Linked DNA regions of Mus musculus: region 1 is linked to region 2. A link is a loop called in an ENCODE intact Hi-C map of the cell type or tissue named here. Cell type or tissue: heart. All regions are shown on one strand. Links, peaks and the distances in the headings refer to the core of each region. The heading gives the core; the rest is flanking DNA.

Evidence for each region. A loop is a pair of places that touch in the nucleus more often than their neighbours do. Peaks named below come from ENCODE experiments on the same cell type or tissue, not always from the same donor. Only the 100,000 strongest peaks of a DNase experiment are listed, where the experiment ranks them.
Region 1: a loop joins it to region 2, with 2.0 times the contacts of the local background. A loop is called at or near these places in 2 of 42 quality-filtered maps.

What each region holds. Positions count from the first base shown.
Region 1 is chr16:15,106,915-15,118,121 of GRCm38, reverse strand. It overlaps Gm41423 (a long non-coding RNA gene), which reads left to right and starts at 3,904. Exons shown (of 3, transcript XR_875932.1): 1 at 3,904-4,142; 2 at 9,906-9,996. In heart, for the core only: a CTCF peak has its summit at 6,325 (motif pointing right); no DNase peak of the experiment used is centred there; H3K27ac peaks cover 325 bases.
Region 2 is chr16:15,048,257-15,059,463 of GRCm38, reverse strand. It overlaps the pseudogene Gm46561. Among named protein-coding and RNA genes, the nearest start is that of Gm41423, 60 kb to the left of the region's middle. In heart, for the core only: CTCF peaks have their summits at 5,844 and 6,044; DNase peaks (open chromatin) are centred at 4,663, 5,903 and 6,393; H3K4me3 peaks cover 1,216 bases; H3K27ac peaks cover 2,528 bases.

The DNA of each region.
Region 1 (11,207 bases), core at 1,677-9,676, 59 kb before region 2:
AAAGGCCTTCTTCATGGCTCCTCATGGCAGATCTTGATAGAAAGAGGCAGTCCATGGTTCTTAACAGTTTATGGTCATGACAGAAAATGGATGTGTAAAACCATACCCCACTTCTTAGGGTGGGCCTGAGGTTAAATACCTTTTTCAGGGAGGAATATCTGGGAAGGGAAGCTTATTGGCTAAACACTCTGGACCTCTAGGTACTTCATTAGCATGGAGAACTCTGTTTTGGGCCTACATGACCACAAGTCACATCTCTTTTATGTGAGAACCATTGCACGTGTTCCCAGTCAGGAGTCTGGTGCCCACCAAGTCTCAGGGTCTTGACCTGCTCTACCTTACCAAACTTCCATAACACAGAAAGCAGCATTTACATGTTGATACTTTGTATTCTAAGTGTTGCAGAAGTGATCTTAAACTTAGAGCAATGTTTCTCAACCTGTGGGCCACCACTCCTTTGGGAGTTGTATATCGGATATCCTGCATATGAGATATTTACATTACAATTAACAACAGTAGCAAAGTTACAGTTATAAAGTAACAACCATTCTGGAAATCCATCTAGCAGTTTCTCAGAAAATAAAAAATAGATTTACCTGAAGATCCAGCTGTATCACTCTTAGGTATATACCCAAAAGATACCTCACCATACCACAAAGACACATGCTCCACTATGTTCATAGCAGCCTTATATGTAATAGCCAGAAGCTGGAAACAACCCAGATGTCCCCCAACTGAAAAATGGATAAAGAAAATGTGGTTTACTTACACAATGGAATACTATACAGCTATTAAAAATGGAGACATCATGAATTTTGCAGGCAAATGGATGGAACTAGAAAATATCATCCTAGATGAGGTAACTCAAACCCAAAAGGACATGCATGCATCCTTATGTACTCACTAATAAGTGGATATTAGCCCCAAAACACAGAATACCTAGGATACAACCCACAGACTACAAGAAGTTTAACAAGCAGAAAGGCCCAAGTAAGGATGCTTCAATTACACTTAGAAGGGGGGGAGAAAATAATCATGGGAGGCAGAGGAAGGGAGGGACCTGAGTGGAAGAGGGGGAGGGGAAAGGGAGAACAAGATCAGATATGGAGGGGAGGGACAGGAGAGAAGCCCAGAGGGCCAGCACAATGAATGGAAATATTCAGTCCCAGATAGTGGGAGGTAGCGGGACCCTCTAGAAAGTACTAGAGACCTGGGAGGTGAGAAACTCTAAAGACTTAGTGGGGGTGACTGTAGTTGAAATGCTCAACAGTGGGAAGGGGGAACTCAAAGAGTCCACCTCCAGTAGATAGACAGGGCCTCAAGTTAGGGTGCAAGATTACCAACCCACAGTCAAAAACTCTGACCCAGAATCGTTTCTTTCTAAAAGAACTGCAGGGACAAAAATGGAAAAGAGACTGAAAGAAAGGAGGCCCAGTGACCAGCCCAATTTGGGGTTCATCTCAAGGGGAAGATTCAAGGCCTGACACTATTACTGATGCTATGGTTTGCTTACAGATATGGGCCTAGTATGGCTGTCCTCTGAGAGGTCCAACAAGCAACTGACTGAGACAGATGCAGATACTTACACCAATGGACTGAAGTCGGGAACTACTGTTGTTGACTTAGGGAGAGGTTGGAAGAAGCTGAAGAGGAGGGCTACCCCATAGGAAGACCAGCAGTCTTAACTAACCTGAACACCTGAGATCTCTCAGACACTGATCCACCAGCTAGGCAGCATACAAGAGCTGGTAAGAGGCCCCGGCACATAACAGCAGAGGACTGCCTGATCTAGCCTCAGTAGGAGAAGATGTGCCTAACCATTGAGGCCCCCGCGTGGGGGGGGGGGGTCTGCTTGGGTGGGGTGGGAGCATCCTCTTCAGGAAAGAATGTGATGAGGAACTGTGGGGGGGGGAATGACTGGATTGTAAAAAAAAATAAATATAAGTATATTTTAAAAAGAAAGTGTGTTGTGGAAAGATCTTGGAGACAGGGAAGAAGGGGTGGTTGCAAGCCAGTGCCATTCAAGATTCTCCTATTATATGAGAAGCCTCTAGGAAGAAACCACAGTATTGACCACAGTAAACTGGACCACAGACCATGCACCAAGGCCACAACTGCCTTAGTACAGTGGCTTTGCTGTAGAGCTGAGAAAGTAGCAGAGAACAAGTTTGGGATTTACCTGAGCTCTGGCTCTTGTGGAATGCTGAGCATTCTCAGTTAACAACTGGGTTTTAGATTTCTCCTGGAAGCAGCTGTTCATGTATGCAGGGAAGAGCTAAGATCCCCTGTTTTGCCCAAGCTGCACAGCGTATAACTTACAAGAAAGGAGGAGCTAAAGGAATGAGAAAGAAACTGCAAATTATTTTTTATTATAAAAACATGCTTTGTGTTTCATCTGTTTCCATGGGCATTATCAGAGAGCTTTTGCCTACTCTTGAAGAGCCTTGCTCATACATTGTGACATAATGAAAGCATTCCTTATCTATTATCAGCTAGCCACTAATTTAGTGTCTGTGTGCAATTAGATTTGGCTTCAAACAGGAATCATTTCTCAGCAGGATTACTCAATAGATGACTTTATTGTCTCTGTTCCCTTCGTGGTCCCTTTACTTGGACACAAGGGAAAAGGCTACTGCTGGGCAAATACCAGTCCCCCAGAGGAGTTAAAGAAGTGACTAATAGTATCCTCTGGGGGTTTCTTACTAGCTCCGCCTACTCTTTGAAAAAAAGAGAAAGAAGACTCTAAGGGTGATAGCTGTAAAAAAAAATGCTAACTAACTAACTAATAAGGGAAGCCTTCGAGCCCTGTTAGCTGTGGAATTCAGACTCCAAGAACATGCTTTCTTTCATTCTGAAATACCAGTCTCCAAGCAGCCCCCAAGCTCATTGCCCTCCCATATGTAAGGAAAGAGAGCTTGAGCACCAAGCATTCTTTTTAAATTGACAACAGCATTGTTAAAGATATAACTGTGGCTTGCAAACACCTGCTCAGCCTCCCACACCCTGCAAGCATGTACAAGTATAGTCCTTCAGCAAGCACAGGTCTATTTCTCAATTGCTTTAACAGGTAAAAACTGGCAGAGTTTCCTGGCAGAACATGTGCTCTAATTGTCTGTCTAGCTGATACCTGTTCTGAGCTGTTCTAAGTGGATTTATTATAAAGCTCTCCTATGATCATCTAACCCTGAAGCATTCCAGTGGACTTGCTTTGAACATGTGGTGGTTTCACAGACCATATAGAATGAAATGGAGATTTACAGGCAAAGTTAGAGGAGGAAGCACTCAGTTGTTGCTACTGTCTTCCCAACACCCTGCCTGGGCAGAACAGGTGTATGTAAAGGTGACGCTTACTTCAGGAGACAGCGCCCAAGGGAGCTGCAAGTTGGAGCATGTGGCAAGGTTTTAAGAAGTGAGGTATAAGATTCCAAAGTTTTTAGTTAAGTGCAGATAAGCATCCACATGCTTCGGTTTCTCAGCAGAAACTTGTGAAAATGTCTTAAGAGACCGCTGAAAATGGCCAGGAAATGTGTCTGCCTCTCCATAGGGTTTTGCTTCCTCCTGTTAAGTGCCCTCCCAGAATAGCTTCAGGATTCTGAGCCAGATGATAAAATAAAACAGTCAGTAGCTTTACATTCAAAGGCTGTGCTTATTTACTGATTGTAAGTGTTTTGCACTCAGATGAGGTCGTAGAAACAGTCAGACATCCAGACTCCTGTTTGATTTGTAACTTGACAGAAGCAAGGGCTGGGGTAGGCTCTGATTTCACCAAGTCGCCCCCCCTCCACCTCCCCCGTGCGGCCACTTTCTCTTTGTGCCCATTAACATTCTGAGCAAGGAAAAAAGAACTGTTTTTCTAGGAGTTGATAGAATGTTTATGCTGACCATCCAATTGAATTTGAATTTCAGGACACTGTGCCTCCTCAGAAACAGGAGGGTTTGATTGGTCAGTATAATTGCACAGTGGAAAAGGAGCCTGAAGACCTGGAACTTGAGGGATCCAGTTCTTTCCAAACCCTGCACTGCTCCAGAATATTTTATAAGGTTCCACATGTGATGACATGCTCCAGAAACTGGTAACACAGTAGATGCTTCTGCCAGGAGACGTGGAACTGGATACCTTTGCTCATCAGGAAGAGAGAGAGGTACCTGGGTCCTCAGACCTTTGTCTCTTTTAGGGTAGGATGGCTCTAATAAACCAGACCTTGCAGAGGATGACTGTGTGTCTGTGTGCTGTGGGTGTGGTTTCCACTGGTGTGTCCTGGAGTCCCGGGGATGCAAGCATTACAGCTGTGCTTCCTCTTAGTTCCCCCTCTGTTTGAATGGCTGCTTAGCATGCATCAGGCTCTGGGTTCAACTTCCAAGCACTTCAAAAACTGAAGAAAAAAAATGAAAACTAAAAAATTAGAGCTGGTTTCTTATCTCTGACAAACTTTCGAAGCTCACTCACCCTTTCCTTGTGAGCCCTGTGCATGCGCATGAGACTATATCTTGTTATACATTTTAACATAACAGAGTTACATATTACTACAGATGGATGTACTTTTACATCTAAATTTACATGGGAGACATGGGCAAAAATAATTTGGAAAAGATTTTTCACAGGTCTTCCTTAGATGACAAAATCCATTTTACTAGGCTCTCTAGCCAAGTCTCACCCTTTTAGGGGCAGATACAATAAAAAGGATTCACATGATGAGTCTGTCCAGGGTGGGGCTGGGATGCATCTGGCAAGTGTCCTACTCTTGTCTAAGGTACCCAATTGCTGTGAAGGGTAGATGACTCAGCTGCTTATCTCCTGACACTTGGCCTGATCTATTAGGTATAAACACAGAATGGACTGCAGAAACTTGAGGGATGAAGTTTTGGCGAGGAATGTCAGCCCGGGCAGGTGAGGCATGACTTTACATCCATGCCCTTGAGGGATGCTAGCTTATTTTGGCAGGGAGACCAAGGTCACCTAGGGAGGCATCTGCTCACTTGGAAGAAATGTGAGTGTTGTCTGCAGCAGAATGACACAGAATATTTGGAAATATCTGAAGAAAAGATCAAAGCTTATGGATTTAATTACCCAATCCCACCTAATTAGCTGTGGCTGGGCTGTTCAAGTTGAGGACCATTGAAAGGCAGCTTCCCCTCGTTCTGTGAACTCCAGGGCATAGCTGCACCCTGCAGGCAAGGTTTCAGATCCTTATGGACAAGAAGTGATGACAGCTAGCTAGAGAGAGTTCAGGAAAAGTTAGTTAGCACTAGGAGGGTGAGACTGGTGGGGGCAGAGGCAAAGCTAAGAGATGGGGTTGTCCTCTGACTTGCACTGTGTTGTGTACTCTTGTGAACTAAATTTATGATTTTGTCACAATCTTTAGACACTACGTTGGCTGACTTTTAGTTCTCTTACAATGCAGATGTGTAAATGCTAAGATTTCTTCAGAAAATAATATTCTTTTCAGAGAGTTCTTTATATGTGACTGTTCAGGAACCATACTTGTCCTGAATCCATGTATGGCTCCCTGGGGCATGGTGCAGCTGTCCTGTCTACTAGTCTTGGGTATATTTCTGGGTGTGCCTGCTCTGTGGAGATGTAGAGAAGTGTCTGTGAGAGGCTTAGAGCTATAAGCCCCTACTGTCTTGGTAGAGTGAACATCCTGTGCCTTATAAGTAACTCAAATAAAGTAAGTCCTTAGCACCAACTTTCCTGAATTTTAGAAGCTGTAGCATTATTCTGTTACATGGATTTTTCAAATGTCACAATATGTTAAAGAACAAAACTTTTCCCCTAAAGTGCTTCTTTATAGGTGTCTGTTTGTTTGTTGTGTTTTTGCTAGTGACTATTAGTGACTAGAAGGGCAAAAAAAGATATTTTCATTTCCATTAGTGTGAACAAACCGCTGCAGGCAGAGAAGTGCTCCAGTAATGTGCTACTCGTGCAGCTGCACGGTCTTCTTTGCCTCCTCACTATGGCTGGTGTTCTGTAGGATTGTGGAATGGTAGATACTGATCAGGGGGTCCTGGCCCTGATACCTTTAGCCTGTATGGTTGAGATGTTGCCTCTGGCTTATTTTGTATGTCTTTCAGATATCTATGTGTATTAGTGTTGAACTTTTCTCAGCTGAGATCATTTGAGCTGAAGATAGTTCATTCTCAGAGGACCAAGTTTAAACATGTCATAACATATACATAATTACCTTTAATATAAGGATTTTGGTTAGTTTTATTTTAATAAAAAATAATAAAAAGGCATGCACTATATGGATGAGTGTTTTGTCTGCACAAATTTTTGTGTAACATTTCCATGCCTGATATCTGCAGAAGCCAGAAGAGGGCATCAGACTCCCTGGAACTGGAATACAGATGGTTGTGAGCTGCCACATGGGTACAGGGAACTTAACTGGGGTTCTCGAAGGAATAAGTGATTTTAACTACTGAGCCATCTGTCCAGTTCTCCCAATTATATATTCTTAATATAATATAATCTCCTATCTTTCAGGTTGAGATAGCCTCCATAATATGGTAATGCTGGCACAGTTCAAAATTCTTCACTAAGTCCCTGGGTGTTCTGCACGTTGTACTTATTGCTGGAAAACATCTGGGAACAACAACAACAAAAGACTTACTGTGTCCACTTACGATTCAGTACTAGAACATTCTTAGTCTGCAGTAAAACGACTGTGTGCTGTGTGTGATAGCCATTTGAATGGTTACTTTATTTAGAAAGTCCGAAACATATTAAGGCTATAAATTAATTTTTGAGAACATTTCACATGTCCAGAGAAGCAACTAAAGTGAGGCGAGGCCAGCCCGATTTCTCCTATTCTGAGGCTGTTTTCTCCAACATGCACATGCTTTCCCTGAAAACACTGATATCCATATAATTCTGTGATCTTGCAAAAGTCATAATTTGATTTAACAATGTTGATTTTCATAGCCATGACCAAACAAAGTAAACCTTTTCTGAGATCTAAGATAAAATTAGAGGTGATTTCCTCTTCATCTTAGTTCCTTAACATTCTAGTCTCAGATTCACACAGGAGAATGTGCAGAAATGCAATGTTTTAGAGAAGCAAGGCATTATTAACAACCAGCAGCCAAAGCTTCCAGGTTTTGACCCAATGTATTTAGAAATACTTTGGAAGCAAGAAGACCTAGTTACTGAGGTGAAGACCTCTGTTATTGAGGGTGTTTTGTTCTTACACTAGATTAATTCTTGGGGCTCTGAGATAATTAGTCCATACTGAGCTAGAATTGTCTCTACTGAAGCAACAACAGAACACAGTAGGTGCTCAGAGCATCCAAACAGTCATTCCACTCCCCACTGGGTCCCTTCTTGCCCTTCGTGTCACAAGCCAAATATAAGAAGTATAGTCCCCTAAAAATATCCCATTATGACAGTAGCCAGAACACTTTTCTCAACAAGGGAACAGTAGAGGCTGTGTGGTATTAAGTTGGAGGCTATGGGGGTATTAAGAATGGTGACTAGACTTTAAGTTATTAAAAGCCCAATACAACAACCCCCCCAAAAATAAAATAAAATAAGAAACAACACACCAAACTAGAACCAAATAAATACATATGTGCATGCATACACACTCACACCCCAAACAAACAGACAAAAGCAAAACAAATAAACAACATCAAAAACAAAAACCCCACAACTGGGGTATCCTTCATGAATTGGTCACCTACTCCTGAATATGAGGCCTGCGCTGGTATGCCCAGTATCATTGTATTGGAGTAAATGATTTTCAGTCTCCCAGCAGATAGATAGTTAAGCTGAGGATCTTTACCTGAGTAGCTAGGTTTACATTCATCCATTCATTTTTTAATAAAGTAAAACAAAAGCTATTACACTGAAGTTGGACAAGGCTGAACCCACAGGGAAAAAAAAAGAATCTAAGAAAAGACACAAGAATCAGATATTTATTCAATTGCATACTCAGGGATCATGTAAAAACTCTAAACTGGAAGCCATAATTTAAGCACAAAGAACCTGATGCAGACCAGGGCCTGCTGGTTTAGTCTCTCTGAGTTCACATAAGCTTTACTTATGAGGATTTATAGATCTCTGTCTCCTCAGTATCCTCCATCCCCTCTGGCTCTTACAGTCTTTCTGCCTTCTTTTCCTATTTTTGTAGGTCAGACATGTCTTAGGCTATTGCTAGTACTCTTAGTTACCTTCTAGAACGTGACAGTAAGACTCTATTGCAGAAGACACCACACATGTGAGTCATGGAATATGAAGATATCAAGCTGGTATTTACATGAAAACTTCATCTGTACTGATGACTGGCTTCCTAGTGCTGAAGGGTGTTAGGAAAGCTATAGAAGGAGAAAAGAAGTCATCATTCTTAATCAGGTATAAACCCTGGTAGCTACAATAATGACTATCATGACAAGATCAGCCCTCAGCTATAGTGGTGACATAAGTGCTGTGGGAATAATCAACCTTTTTTTTTTTTTTTTTAGTCCAAGGCCTGCTCCGTGAGATGTCAACCTGTCACTGTTAATTAGGCCAAGAACCTGTGGCTATACAAGTCATAGGCCCTAGAAGAGTATTAAATACTATTATTTTGCTAAATGGCTATAATAGTAAAATGGCTCCTGATTGTTATACTCATAGTTCAGTGCATTGGTCAACCCTTATCAGAAAGAAGATTCTTTGTGACAAAGATGACAGTTACCACAAAAGCATTCAACTGGTCAGTCTGTTGAAAATAAGAGATTAGGGAGCTCTCAGCCCTAAATGGGTTTCATGTATCACCTCCTGCCTGCCAAGGCTCAGAGATCCTCAAGAAAGAGGGTATAGAAATACTGTACAAGCCAGTGGTGATATATATATATTTTTAATATAAAACTATAATTTATAATAAATTACATTATTTTATTTATATTTTATATTCACATTTATGATTTACATAATGTTATATTATATTTGCATATCATTTACATTTATATTTATATTTTATTTTATAATGAAACATGCTGTTATAATAATATATAATATATTATATAATATATGCTATAATATGTTATAATATATAATATGTATAGAATTATATATATTATACATAATATGTAGAATGAAGTTCTGTTGCTCTAGAGAACTCTGGCTAATATAGATAGTGTGCATAAGACCTAGGCATGCTGAAGCCCAACCAAATCCCAGTATGGAAGGGAAAAGATGGGCACAAAGTCTCACAGTAGCTGAGACAGCCCTACACCAAACACTACATGAGCCACACATCCTGGATTAGATGGAATGAGGAAGGTGGAGAAAGGGATCCAAGATGGCTGATTAGGGAGCTGAATCTGCAAGTAGTCAGAGGAGAAATGTGAATAGAATTAAAGTGCAGTATATGAAATTCCCAAAGAATTAATAGAAATATTGTTCCTTTTTAAAAGATTGGGCCCTTTTGCTTTTTTATGCTACACTGTGAAAACTATGTACTTATCTAACATATGGGCAAATGTTTCCATTGGCAGCTTGTCTTTTTAAATCCTTAAGTAGTAACTTTTGCTGAGTAAAGTATATTAGTTTTGATCAAATCAATCTGTGGTTGTTAGGGTTTATTTTTATCATTTAAAAAATATGTGTATGTTTGTGTGTATGTGTGTACATGTGCACATGAGGGCAGGTACCAGCCAAATCCAGGAGAAGGTGTCAGATCTCCTACAGCTGGATTTACAGGGAGATGTGAGCTACCAGACATAGGTGCTGTGAGCTGACCTTGGTCCTCTGTATGGACAGTAGGTGGTCCTAACCACTGCGGTTTCTTTTCAGTCCTTCTCATTTTAGTTTTAGTTTATGTGACATGTTTAAGAACTCATTACTTTGCTGAGGGCATAAGGGCCCTCTTTCATGCTTTTCTTCAGCAGCTTTTAAATTTTTTTTTATGTTTTTCTTTGTGCAGGTTGTGATTCCAAGGTTGATTTTGCATAAATTGTGAGGTTATGTTGAGATCACATGGAGGTTCACTTGAATGTCTATTTCAACTTTGTTTGGTAAGATGACAGCCTTCCCTCATTAAGTGTTCTTTATACCTTTGTCAAACATCAGCTGGTCCTTTTATTATAGTTCTTGTTGGACTCAATGTTCTGGAATAGGGAGCTATGCTTAGCACTCTGCTCTTGACATACCTTTCTAACAAGATTTTGGGTTCAGGAGTGCTATTTAATCTATAACATTCCTTATTGGTAATTCATATTACATACTTGCTCTTCGTTGGTAATTCTTGCTCATTTCAGACCAGCAGAGTTTCCATTTGGTACAACCAAACATAGATAACAAAACTACAAGCTTAATAAAGAACTGAAATGTCTACAGAGTTGTAGGTCTTTGCAGAGAACGTGTCTCCTAAGGATAGTCTACATCCCCTAGAGTGAAATCTGGAGATCATAACCAACCACCTCTGCATTTCAAATAGCCTCTGGACCCAACCTACCCAAGGAGCATTGCTTCCTTGTTAACTCTTACATGACCATGCATGAGTTTTCTCTATCATCTCCTGCAGCTTGGCCAGGACTACTTCCTTGTTCACAACTGTACTCCAGGTTTTCATTTTACTCTGTTGTATCATAGTATAGCCTACCAGACAAAATATTCTACTATTCTACTTTTCTGAAGCTTTTTTTTTTTTGAGATTTATTTTTATTATGTGTGTGAATGTCTGTGTGCAGTGCCTGTGATGGCCACAAGAAGGCATCATATCCCCTTGGAACCAGAGTTAAAATATTGTTCTGAGCTGCCCAACCGGTGCTAAGAATCAAATCAGGGTTCTTTGGAAGAGCAACCAGTGTTCTAAATTATTGACCCACCTCTCAGCCCTATGTCCTACATTTTCCACAGTTGTTTGTAGATTTTGATTTGTCCTTTCAGACTAAGCTTATTGATGAACTTGGTGCTTTACGGAAGCCTCTGCACAAAGGTTCAAGGTGTGGTATTTGCTCTAGTAAGTGAAAAGGAATTTTTCTTGCTTATTTCTTCAACCAGAGAAAATTTGTCTGTCTCCACCCCTACCCTCTTGAAACATGATCTTACTTAGCCCAAACTGCCCTCAAACACACTATGAACCTGAGGGTGACCTTGAACTTCTGATCATCCTGGCTATGCCTCCCAAATTCTGGAATTGCAAGCATGTGCAACCATGCCTGGTTTAGACTGACTTATGAAGGATGGTTCTTTTATCTTTCTTCAGTCCTTTGGCCTCCAATAG
Region 2 (11,207 bases), core at 1,655-9,654:
TCAGGCATGGTGATTCTACCAGAGGTTCTTTTATCATTGAGAAGAGTTTTTGCTATCCTAGGTTTTTTGTTATTCCAGATGAATTTGCAGATTGCCCTTTTTAATTCGTTGAAGAATTGAGTTGGAATTTTGATGGGGATTGCATTGAATCTGTAGATTGCTTTTGGCAAGATAGCCATTTTTAGTATATTGATCCTGCCAATCCATGAGCATGGGAGATCTTTCCATCTTCTGAATTTTTTTTTTAATTTCTTTCTTCAGAGACTTGAAGTTCTTATCATACAGATCTTTTACTTCCTTAGTTAGAGTCATGCCATATTTTATATTATATAATATAAATAGTCATGTATTTCATATTATTTATGACTATTGTTAAGGGTGTTGTTTCCCTAATTTCTTTCTCAGCCTGTTTATCCTTTGTGTAGAGAAAGGCCATTGACTTGTTTGAGTTAATTTTATATCCAGCTACTTCACTGAAGCTGTTTATCAGGTTTAGGAGTTCTCTGGTAGAATTTTTAGGGTCACATATATATATATATATATATATATGTATATATATATATATATATATATATATATATATATATATACCTATCATATCATCTGCAAAAAGTGATAATTTGACTTCTTCCTTTCCAATTTGTATCCCCTAGGTCTCCTTTTGTTGTTGAACAAATATCATTTTTCATTAGAAATAAGTTGTTATTCCTAAGTACTGTGTCCCTACTTCTTTTTGATGTTTAAGGATTTTTACATGAAGCAAGGGGATATGAGTAACTTTCAGTCCTTTCCAAATAGACAACTGTTCCACTACAGTGTAAATTTCTTCCAGTGTTCAAACAGATTTTAATGATTTAAAACTCTCTTTTTTGTCTTATAGAAGACTGATATCCCAGAAGGATGTCAAGCAATTCAGATGTGGAAAGCTCCAGTATTCCAGAAGGAAGACAGCTTATAGTTTTCTGCAGCTTTGCTCATCTCTGAGTCTGACCTGCTTGTGGTTGGGGTCATGGAGTGGTTGGGACTCCCTAGAAAAGGAACATTAGTGAGCCCTGGACTCTATAGGACAGAACAAGCTCTGTGGGAAAGGTTCATAGCCATCCAACCAAAATGTTCCCTTCTTGAAAAATGAGAATGTTATAGAATTCCTCAGTGTTGGCTAAAAAGAAAATGGGGGGGGGGGGAGAAAAAGAAATCTCATTTTTTTTCTCAGTAATAACTCAAATGGGCCCATGTAAAATTGTGGGGTTAGATGGTTCTGACTTATGAGAGAGCTTGTTTGTTTGTTTGATTTTGCTGTCATTGTTGTTGTTTTGTCTTTAATTCATTCACGCATAGGCCCTGTAATAAGGAAAGGAGATCTATCTGGTCACTTCTGCACACATGCTGGTCTGCAAGTGTATAGATCAGAACCTTCACTTCACATTCAGGAGCTTGGCTTTTGTTTACCAAGTGACTTAACTGTATAATAAAATGGCAGTCAAGTGTGGCCACATATGCTTGGAATCATCCTGCACAGAAGGCCAAAGCAGATGAATCATGTGATCAAGGTAAGCTGGATTACATAGCAAGACTGTCTTTTAAAAATTACAATAAAAAAGGAGCACATCTTTAATCCCAGTGTCTGGGAGGCAGAGGCAGTTGAGTTTGAGGCCAGCCTGGTTGATGTTGAGCTCCGTATTAGTCAAGGCTAGTGAAACCTCATCTTAAACCAAACCAAACAAACAAACAAAAATCCCACAAACAACAAAAATAACTCCAAAAAGGATACCAAAATAGGTGTTGATGGATGCTTTTGTTTGGGGTTTATAAACTCTATGTATGTAATACATGTGGCTGTACATGAAGATAGATGTACCTTAAACACTAGTATGTACATGCATGTGAACCTCAGAGGGCAGCGTCAGATAGCCTTTAAGGTTTTTGTTTTTGTTTATGATTTTTTGGCTTTTTGTGAAAAAAGTTTCTTTCTGGTCTGGAACTCAGCAAGTGGACTTGGCCACAGGGATCTTTCTGTTTCTGCTTCCCCAGTGCTGGGATTATAAGTACATGTCATCATAACCACATTTTTTTAAACAATTTCTTTCAATTTTTTTATTAGATTTTCTTTATTTACATTTCAAATGCTATCCCAAAAGTCCCCTATACCCTCTCCCCATCCTGCTCCCCAACCCATCCACTCCTGCTTCCTGGCCCTGGCATTTCCCTGTAGTGGGGCATATAGTCTTTGCAAGACCAAGGGCCTCTCCTCCCAATGAAGGCCAATTAGGCCATCTTCTGCTACATATGCAACTAGAGACACAAGCTCAGAGGGTACTGATTAGTTCATATTGCTGTTCCACCTATAGGGTTGCAGCCCCCTTCAGCTCCTTGGGTACTTTATCTAGCTCCTCCATTGGGGGCCTTATGTTCCATCCAATAGATGACTGTGAGCCTCCACTTCTGTATTTGCCAGGCACTGGCATAGCCGCACACGAGACAGCTATATCAGGGTCATGTCAGCAATAACCACATTTTTTTAAAATGTGGCTTCTGGTGATTGAATGTATGTCCGAATGCTTGCAAAGTGAGCAATTTAGTGACTGCACCCTCTCCCCTGCCCCAGATCAATCTGTTGCAACCATGAATGCATTCTTATTACTTGGCTTAAATTACCACAACTCTCATTGTCACAGGCAGAGCAAAACCAAAGTAAACAGTATACAGAGCAGCTTTACTCTTGATCCTTTGTCAGCCTTTGCCAGAGGCCTTTCAAGTAAAAGGACTGTTTGCTTTGCCTGTAGAGTGAAGATGATAGTTAACTGCTTTCAGCCACCAGTACCTTAGACTTGGTGTTCAGCCAAACCCTTAGCTAAAAGTCTAACCAATTGGGATCCTGCACTATTTTTTTTTTAATGCACGGCATCCTACAAAGTTTACATGGACTTGTACAGATAGCATATGTTAGATGCATGGTTGAAAACAGTCTGGTTTCTCTGAGAGTACATATGTCAGAGACATTTTCTCAGCTGTTAACATATCATTGTAACTGAAGAACAGTTGCAGGTGGGATAGACACTACCTTAGGAGAACACAGGCCTGTTTGCTAATCTTGGCATTTCTTTAGATCAATTTGGATCCCTCTGGGACTACCTTGGGTCACTGTCAGACAAGTTTTGATTGAAGGCCTTGTAAGCCATCAGCCTCTTGGCCACAGACTAAAGAATGGGTGGTTCATTAGTCTTACTCGAGGTGTAGGAATATGGCATAGATTTATCTAAGCAGTTACTAAAGCATACTTGGAGATTAGAATAACAAAAAACTTAAAATTCCATGGGAGGAACAGCAGCTTACAAAGAGGAAGTGTCTAAGTCAGTGACCCTGTAAGGCCAGGTCAGATTTATTACATGGATATATTCCTGGTAATGCGACTGAAAAGGGGGTATCAGTTCGATTGGCTTGGCCATTTTCTTAGGCACAGCATGAGGCTCATTTTCTGTTTCTTTCCATGGAGCATGCCAACTGGCATGAAATGGGGTTCCTAATGAGATTAGAGCTACTTTAGAGACATCTGTCGCTTGTGTCCTTCTGTAGTCTGTGCCCAGAACTAGAAGAGGGTGTATGACATAGCAAGCAGGCTCTCTGTCTTGAGCATCCATGTGCTTGGGGCAAGGATCGGAAGTCTGTGCGGCCCCATGGTGCCCATTCTCCATGAGATGCTATCAGCCATGTGCAGCAATTCCTTGTCTGGGAAAAGATTTCATGAATGAGATCAACTTTTGGCAAAGCAAACAGGAGGGGTGGCTGGGAGGAGCCAATGCTCAGAAGAAGAAGAAAAAAACATAGTAGAAAGGAAATACTTACCATCTACACTTTGAAATCTTTGACTTCACATTCTTAAAGCCTGAACTTGGCACTTACAAGTAGTCCTTTGTAAGGGAATTTTGGTTAAGTCACCATGGACTGCTTACTTGGCTCTTGTAGGATTTGAAAATGGCATTTCTCACCTTCTCCACACCACTCTCTACAGTTGCTTGCCAAGTTTAAAAGGGTCGGAAGAAATCCCTTAATTCTGGTTAGAAGTGTTTTAAGCATTACAGAAAGGCTGGCTTGGCCAGTGGACTAGAGGGCAGTGAGCTTTGGTCCCAGAAGCATTTCAGCATCCAGCTATAGAGACAGGCTGCACAGCAGTGACTTAAGAGTCCTCAACATCCTGACTTCATTGCTGCCCTAGGATACCATCACTGTATTAAAAATAACAAGAGTGAATACACTGTCTTTGATCTACATGGAGAAAGGTACGAAACTTATAGCTTGAGAAATAAAGTTCTCTGGTTAAAAAAAAAAAAAACTCCTTTGCTTTCTCAATGTAGTTGCAAAAACTTGAGAGGTTTTATATTTTGGGTTTCACATGGATTGGAACAAATGATAATGTGACCATGTGAAGCTCAAGAAGTAAAACCTCTCAAGTTTTTTGCAATTTTTTAAAAATACATTTTCTTTATGTAGATGGACTAATAATGATCCTCCTCTGTGCTGGGCATTTTGTAATTAATAGGGACAAACGAAGAGTCTGTGCTGACATCTGTAGTGGCTGTCCAGTGTACTCCCTGATCTGTGCTTGGCATGGCCTGCTCATGCTCAGTCTTGGAGTACAAATTAGCAAACCTTGCCTATTGCAGAGATGACGTCAGCACAGCTGCTCAGCCACAGTGGAACTAGGACAGCACTGCTAGGTACTTACTGAGCCAGGATGGTGTTTGAGGAATTTTCTTTAGCTGCTGCCATTTCATTTTGGGGGCAGACCTTGCTCCTCCAGAGCATGGTAATTTTGTACGAGTATTCATTGTGCCACTATTCATGAAAAACAAGACTCTTTCTGCTTATTTCTGAGTTTGGTGAGAGCTACAGTATTTGCACAGGGCACCTGTTGGAATGACAGGGCGCCAAGTTTTCAGATTCATCCACAGATGCTTCTGCAGGGTAAACCATCCTTGCAGAGGATTTGAGTTAACCCTTGCTCAGTGATTTTATAGGGCTGGAATGTGAGCAGATTCCTGCACCAGTCTCAACGGTCTGCCCTGTCTCCCTCTCCAGGAGTTCCATTTAGGTCCCCTGTTGTGAATGTATTCCCTCTAACTCTCTCTTTTTTTTTTTTTTGGTTGCTCTTTAGTCTAAGACATGTTTATTTTTCTTAAGAATTCCTTATGTAATTCTTGGAGCTTTTCAGAGAAAAACCTCAATAAGTGTTTTGTAAAAAATGTAGTGAAGTAATTAAAGAAATATGGATTAATATCCTGTGTAAAGATTCTGCCCTGACTAGGAGAAATACCAAGTGTGGCCTTATTTTACACGACTGGCATTTGGAGATGCTTTAAAGTGCAGCAGTGCTGTGGAGTGTAGTAAGTGGGGTGTGGGGCGGATGAGCAGGGCCTCGGCCCTGCCCTGTCAGTTCAGATAAATCGCACAGCCCCATTGTGGATCCCAAGCTTCAAAGCCCTAGTATCAGGTTACATTTTAAAAGCAGAAAGTCAGAGTCAAAAGACACAGAGATAATTTAGATTTAACTTTGAGGCCCTTAAAACTTACTTCTGATATTTATGTTTCTTACTTTCAGGGACACTGGTTTTTGCTGGTGCCTTTTTTTCCCCCCTTTTTCTTTTCGTTTTTCCTTTTTTCTTTTTTTTGAGGGAGGGACTGTAAACCTATACTCTCAGCTTTCCACCCTGCACTAGCCTGCCCCTGCTGTCACGGATACCTCATGATTTCAATTCCAACTGGACAGGCTCTTCTATCTGGACTTAGACTCAGGTCTAAGGACTTTGGGGACAAATGCTTCTGTGAGGCCCCTGCACGATCCTGTGTTTCTCTGGAGACCTCCTGTAGCCTGAGTCCAGGGCTGCACGCAGTTCCTCGGCAGGCCATTGGCGGTTCAACCGCTAGGCCAGCCTGCTTCCTTCATTCCCTGAGTTCATATAACAAGGGTTTAGGTCTCTAGGTCATTCCCTTTCAAAAAAATCCTAAGGCAGTTCCCATAATCCGTTCTGAAGGAAAGACACCTCCTTGTCCCCAGTTCACTGACAGCTGGGTCCACTAGGGGCATAGGTCCCTCCCCACACCCTCGTCCCCCACCTTCCCACCTCCCCACCCCCAGCCTGTGCTCTCTCCAGGGAAATGACTTTTTTTTCCTTTGCATTCCGCTGCCTCCACCCGACCTGATGCTGTGGAAGTCCACCTCTGCAGCTACAGCAGATGGAGTGGAGGCTGCAAGGAAAGAAAACGCCAAGGGAGTAAATATGTGTCAAGGAACTCATTGTCTGCGCTCCACCTGTTGTTATTCTGGTCCCAATCAACCTGCTCGCCAGGCTGGAGCCAGCGGCCATCTGGAAACACTGCTCTGTTTATAAACTTGGCATGAAGCAGCACTCCCGGGCCCTGACCTCCCACACGAATCTGGAAACAATTAGAGCAAGATGATAGGCAGGCTGGGAGCACTGCTTGGGGGGAGGATGGGGGAAGGCAGGAGCCTGGGGGTAGGAAGAGGGGAGAGCCTGAGGTTGGGGGTGGGGCGAACCCGTGTGGGGCTTGGCCTAAAGTGAGCGCTAGATTTAGCAAACCTGGCAGGGCTCTGACACTCAATTTAAAGAGAATGGAGAGAGAATAGCTGAAGTCTTTTTGAGGAAGGATTAGGGCATGGACTCAACCAAGGTAGGAGTGTAAGGCTTGTGAGAGCAAGGCTTAGGGATTTCAGGGACACTCAGGGGTGGGTGAGCTACAACTGCCTAGATAGCGAGCAGAAGGCAGCCAGAGCCGGGATTCTAGGATTGTCCAGAAAACGGTGGGTCCCAGTGGGAACTTGTGGGAACCCAATGGGAGTCCTAGTGACCAGCCTGCTTGGAATGTGAGGACAGGGCCTTAGGGAGTGGGGTAGTTGGATAATTAGCACCATACTTCTCCAACCCTTAGCCTTACAGGGTGTCCATTCTGATTCTGGAGATGCTCAAGGAACCAAACAGGATAAAGTCACGAAAGCCCAAAGAGTAGCTCCATTCTGAGCAGTAAGGGTGCAATGCTGTGCAGGAATAAAGGCCTTTTGCTCCTGGGAAGGGCAAAAGCATGCTTCAGGTCAGGGTCATCCTTGAAACTCACTTCTGAAAACCTGGTTTTCGCAACAGGAGCTTAAATCATTTATATTTTCCTGCTATAGAATTGAGCTACCTTGAATCACAGAAAGGAGGAATTTTGTGTACTTTCAGGGCCACATAGGAAAATCTGTGCCATGCCAAGAGTGTGTGGCAATGTATGGACTTGATTCTGGCCTCTAGAGACCCAATTATCAGAAAGATATATGAGTTTCTCCCTCTTGTGAAGCATCCTTGTTCTCTCTGTCTCTGTCGCCAATCCCAACTTTTCATTTTCATGCTCAGCTGGGCTTCTAATTCCTGAAATATTAATCTGTAGGCGTTTCTGGCATGCCAATAATTTGCACTAATTAATATGTTCCTGGTTAACTAAGTGGTACTTAAAGAAGGAAGTTTAGTTTGTGTAAACCTTGGCTTCTGCGTGCTCAGGAAGAATAGCAGCCACAGGGAATGCATACATCTCCAAAATGTAACCCAGCGAGAGTGGCAACATCAACCAGTCTATAAAACTTGTCGTCCTGTGGGCTATACTTCATGGCTGGATCCTTTCCCCACCTCTTCTGGGTATGACTTCCCATGCATTTTTTTCTGCCTAAACACATTCTTCGCAACTTCCCGCTCTGCACAGGCTGGTTACTGAATCCAGGAATGTCTAGGGCTGCAGAGCTTGCTTGCAACATGTGCTGAAGTGGAAAAAGAACCAGGAACCACATGCATGCCCTTGTATCTGCTCATGTGTTCCAGGAGAGACTAAAATCCTGTAAGCCAATTTCAACTCTTAGACTCATTGCAAATGGATTCATTGGGTCTATAATATAAAATATTGTGTTTATTTAACTCCCATAAACTTATCTCCTTTGTCTTTGTAAGCTGCCTCTTCAACTAAGGAGCCACATTCTTTCCCCAGCTAATAAAGCTTAACATTTTCCTCTGTGCTTATAAATTTAATTACACCAAGACTTATTTAATTTGTCAAACTTCACCTAGGTTTTTAAAAAAAGCAACCTAACAACACACATCACAAGTATAATCTTTAGATTAAAAAATTAAAAATTCATTTTGTTCATTTTTCTCTCAAAAGTATCACCTTAGTGTTTCCCTTTTCAGAAAAATGGCAAATAGCAATGAAAACTGTGTAGTAGATTGTTTCTGGGCTTTGGGAGAACTCTTCCTCCTCCTCCTCCTCTTCTTCTTCCTCTGTTATCTCTCTCCTGAAAATGGAGGAGGAAGAGGAGGAGAGGAGGAGGAGGAGGGGGAAGAAGAAAGAAGAGGAGGAGGAGGAGGAGGAGGAGGAGGAGGAGGAGAAGCCACAAAATAGTCCCAAACTGAATTTTGTCAACATGCTCCAGTGGAAGGTACATTTCTAAAAACTCTGGATATGGAAAAGGTGAGCCAAGGAGCATCCCTCACTGCATTCTTTACAATATTCATGGGTCACTATTGCATCCATTTTCACCTTCCATGGCTCTTTTGGATTAGGGAAGGAGGAGCTCTGCTCTTTCTGAGAAAAACAAATGCAAAGGAACACTCCAAGATGCTTCACTCACATGTCTCATAGATCAGTATCTGCATCTAGCTTCTCTTAGATTTCAAACAGAATCTATTCAAATGATGCTGTAAAATTCTCTTCCTCACTTATGATAGCATCATGACCTTCTCTTAATGGAAAATAACCACCTTTATTTTCAAAGCCTCTCTATGGGTTGTCTAGTGACTCCCAGGACTCCTTCTCTGGGTAGACCTACAAGCAAACACCCTCCCCCTTTCTTTTTTCTCTGTTCATTCGATAACTTCCGGTTTTGCTTTAGTTTAGTGGGTAAGAGCTCTATCCCTTTATGCAAAATTTCAAAACCAGTACATAAAAAGAAATCAGTATCTAGACATAGTCTAAAGGATTACCTTTTCCTATTTGCTTCTTAGAATTTATTTCTCTATAGTATATTCTTAGAATGGCATTTTACCTAGATGTTTGACATAGGAAAGGCTTTAAAAATTGAATGCTTCCGCACCTTTCTCATCTGGAATTTTGATAGTACTAAACTATTTGATGACTGAAAGAATAACAGCTTTTAGTTTTCCTCTCATAAGGAATGAACCTACAGAGAGAAGTAACTTTGAAGCATTCTTTTTCTAATAATACTCAGGTGTGTGGTGTAGATAAATATTCAAATATTTTGACAGCCAAGTTCCCATCAGAAAGCAATTTATGCCTGTCCTGATCTTGCTTCTTTGGAGATCCTGGAGGGAAGAAGGATCAAGACTATTTGCAAATACATAATATGTTCTTGTATATATGGACTGGGCAGACTTACTGATTCTTGGATGACTTAATAAGGTATTGATTTACTGATTGATTGCTTTAGAAACAGAACCCTAGTATGTTTTCCAGGTTGGCCAGTCTTTCTGCTTTACATTTTGAGTGGTATTTCTGAAACATTTTTGCTGCACATAGGACACCACTATGCTGTCAAACTGGTCTCAGACTCTTGGATATAGCCTTCTTCATAGCTTTTTTCCTGAGAATCTAGGACATACATGCTCTAGTGTCTATTTGGAGTAGAAGAATAAGAGGCATTCTGTTCTACACCAGACTTGAGAGGAGGATTTTGTTGTTGTTGTTGTTGCTGCTGTTTTTAGGTTTTTGGGTCAGAGTTTTACGTAGGCTAGGATGGCCTTGAACTTGATTTATATTTGATGATGTCCTTAGTCCTCCTGCCATTGCCTCCTGACTGCTGGGATTGTATGAAGGTACATTTCTAAGACAACTGCAGGATCAAGCCCTCTGTTGTAGGCCTCATTACATCCTCTGCTTCAACCACACTAGGAAGTAATCTAACCCTGTGTGATTATGATTGTTCTCCCAAAAGACCTACTGTTCCATAGCTACAAATGGAGCTCTCCACAGAGCTCTGACCAGGGGGGACAGACACTTCCTCCTATCTCATTAAATACATGTAATGACAATGCCTGGGGAATGTCACCGGCTCTTTTACAGCCTCTCTAAAATATACTTACTAAACTTTTGCTTTATGTGGTTTGGGCTGCTCTCAAGAGTAACAGTGTTACTTCTTCTACTGGGGGCAGCAAAAGAGAAAGAGTTTGGAACAGGGACAATGTTTCCAGAGGAATTAACATATCCCTCTTATTGTGATTGTTCCTTCAGATTTTCAGCCACAGAAAGCAGTGGTTCGGGATTCTGTGAGGGAATGGTAAAGAGTAGCCTAATAGTATGAGTATTCAACTCCAACATTGGTTTGGCAACTTAAGAGATGGAGATGGAGATGGAGATAGAAAGACTTTCCAGGCTCTTAATCATATCAAACATGGCTGATCCATAGCATACAGTATCAAAGCATAAAGAAGACTCTTTGACAGTGATACTGTTTCAAGGAACAAGTGGACATTGACTAAGAAGAAAACCCAAAGGTTGGCTCTTTATTGCCAGTGAAGGCACATGGAAGAAAGGAGAGGTATCAAGGTAATCTATGTAATGTGAATATCTGATATGCAGATGGTCTTAGGTGACCCTCATAAAAGGGTTCTTCTATCCCCAAAGTGGTCAGAACCCATAGGCTGAAAACTGCTGTTTACCTCCCCATGAAATAACACTCAAACACACTGGTCTCTGAGAGAAACTTATCCCAGTTGCAGCACTGGTTCCTATGTCTTCTTCCTTTGTTCACTACTTTCTCTTTAGCACCTGTGTCAGGGTAGCAGTAATGCCAGGTACAGAATGTGGGCTCCTGGGCCAGGCACAGTACTTTCTGTAGGAACACATATTCCAGCACTTCCCCAAGTGCCTGGCACATGGTTACTGTCAAATTGCTTGATGCCTACCAAACAGTGACCATGAATGGGAAGCTCCTGGTGTTCATGCAGAAAAGCTCAGTGCGGTTTTGCTGAATGTGGACGGTTTGTGCTGTTCAGTGCTCTCACCTGCTCCAGACTGCTTAGGAATAGTCCTTACTTGTTATGGATAGTTCAATTTCTGTTGGCAATAGCCTTCCCTGACCCTCCTTTATCAGACTAATCACAATTTATTTGTGTTGGGCATGTGAAGTGAGTGAACTCATCGTGATAATAATA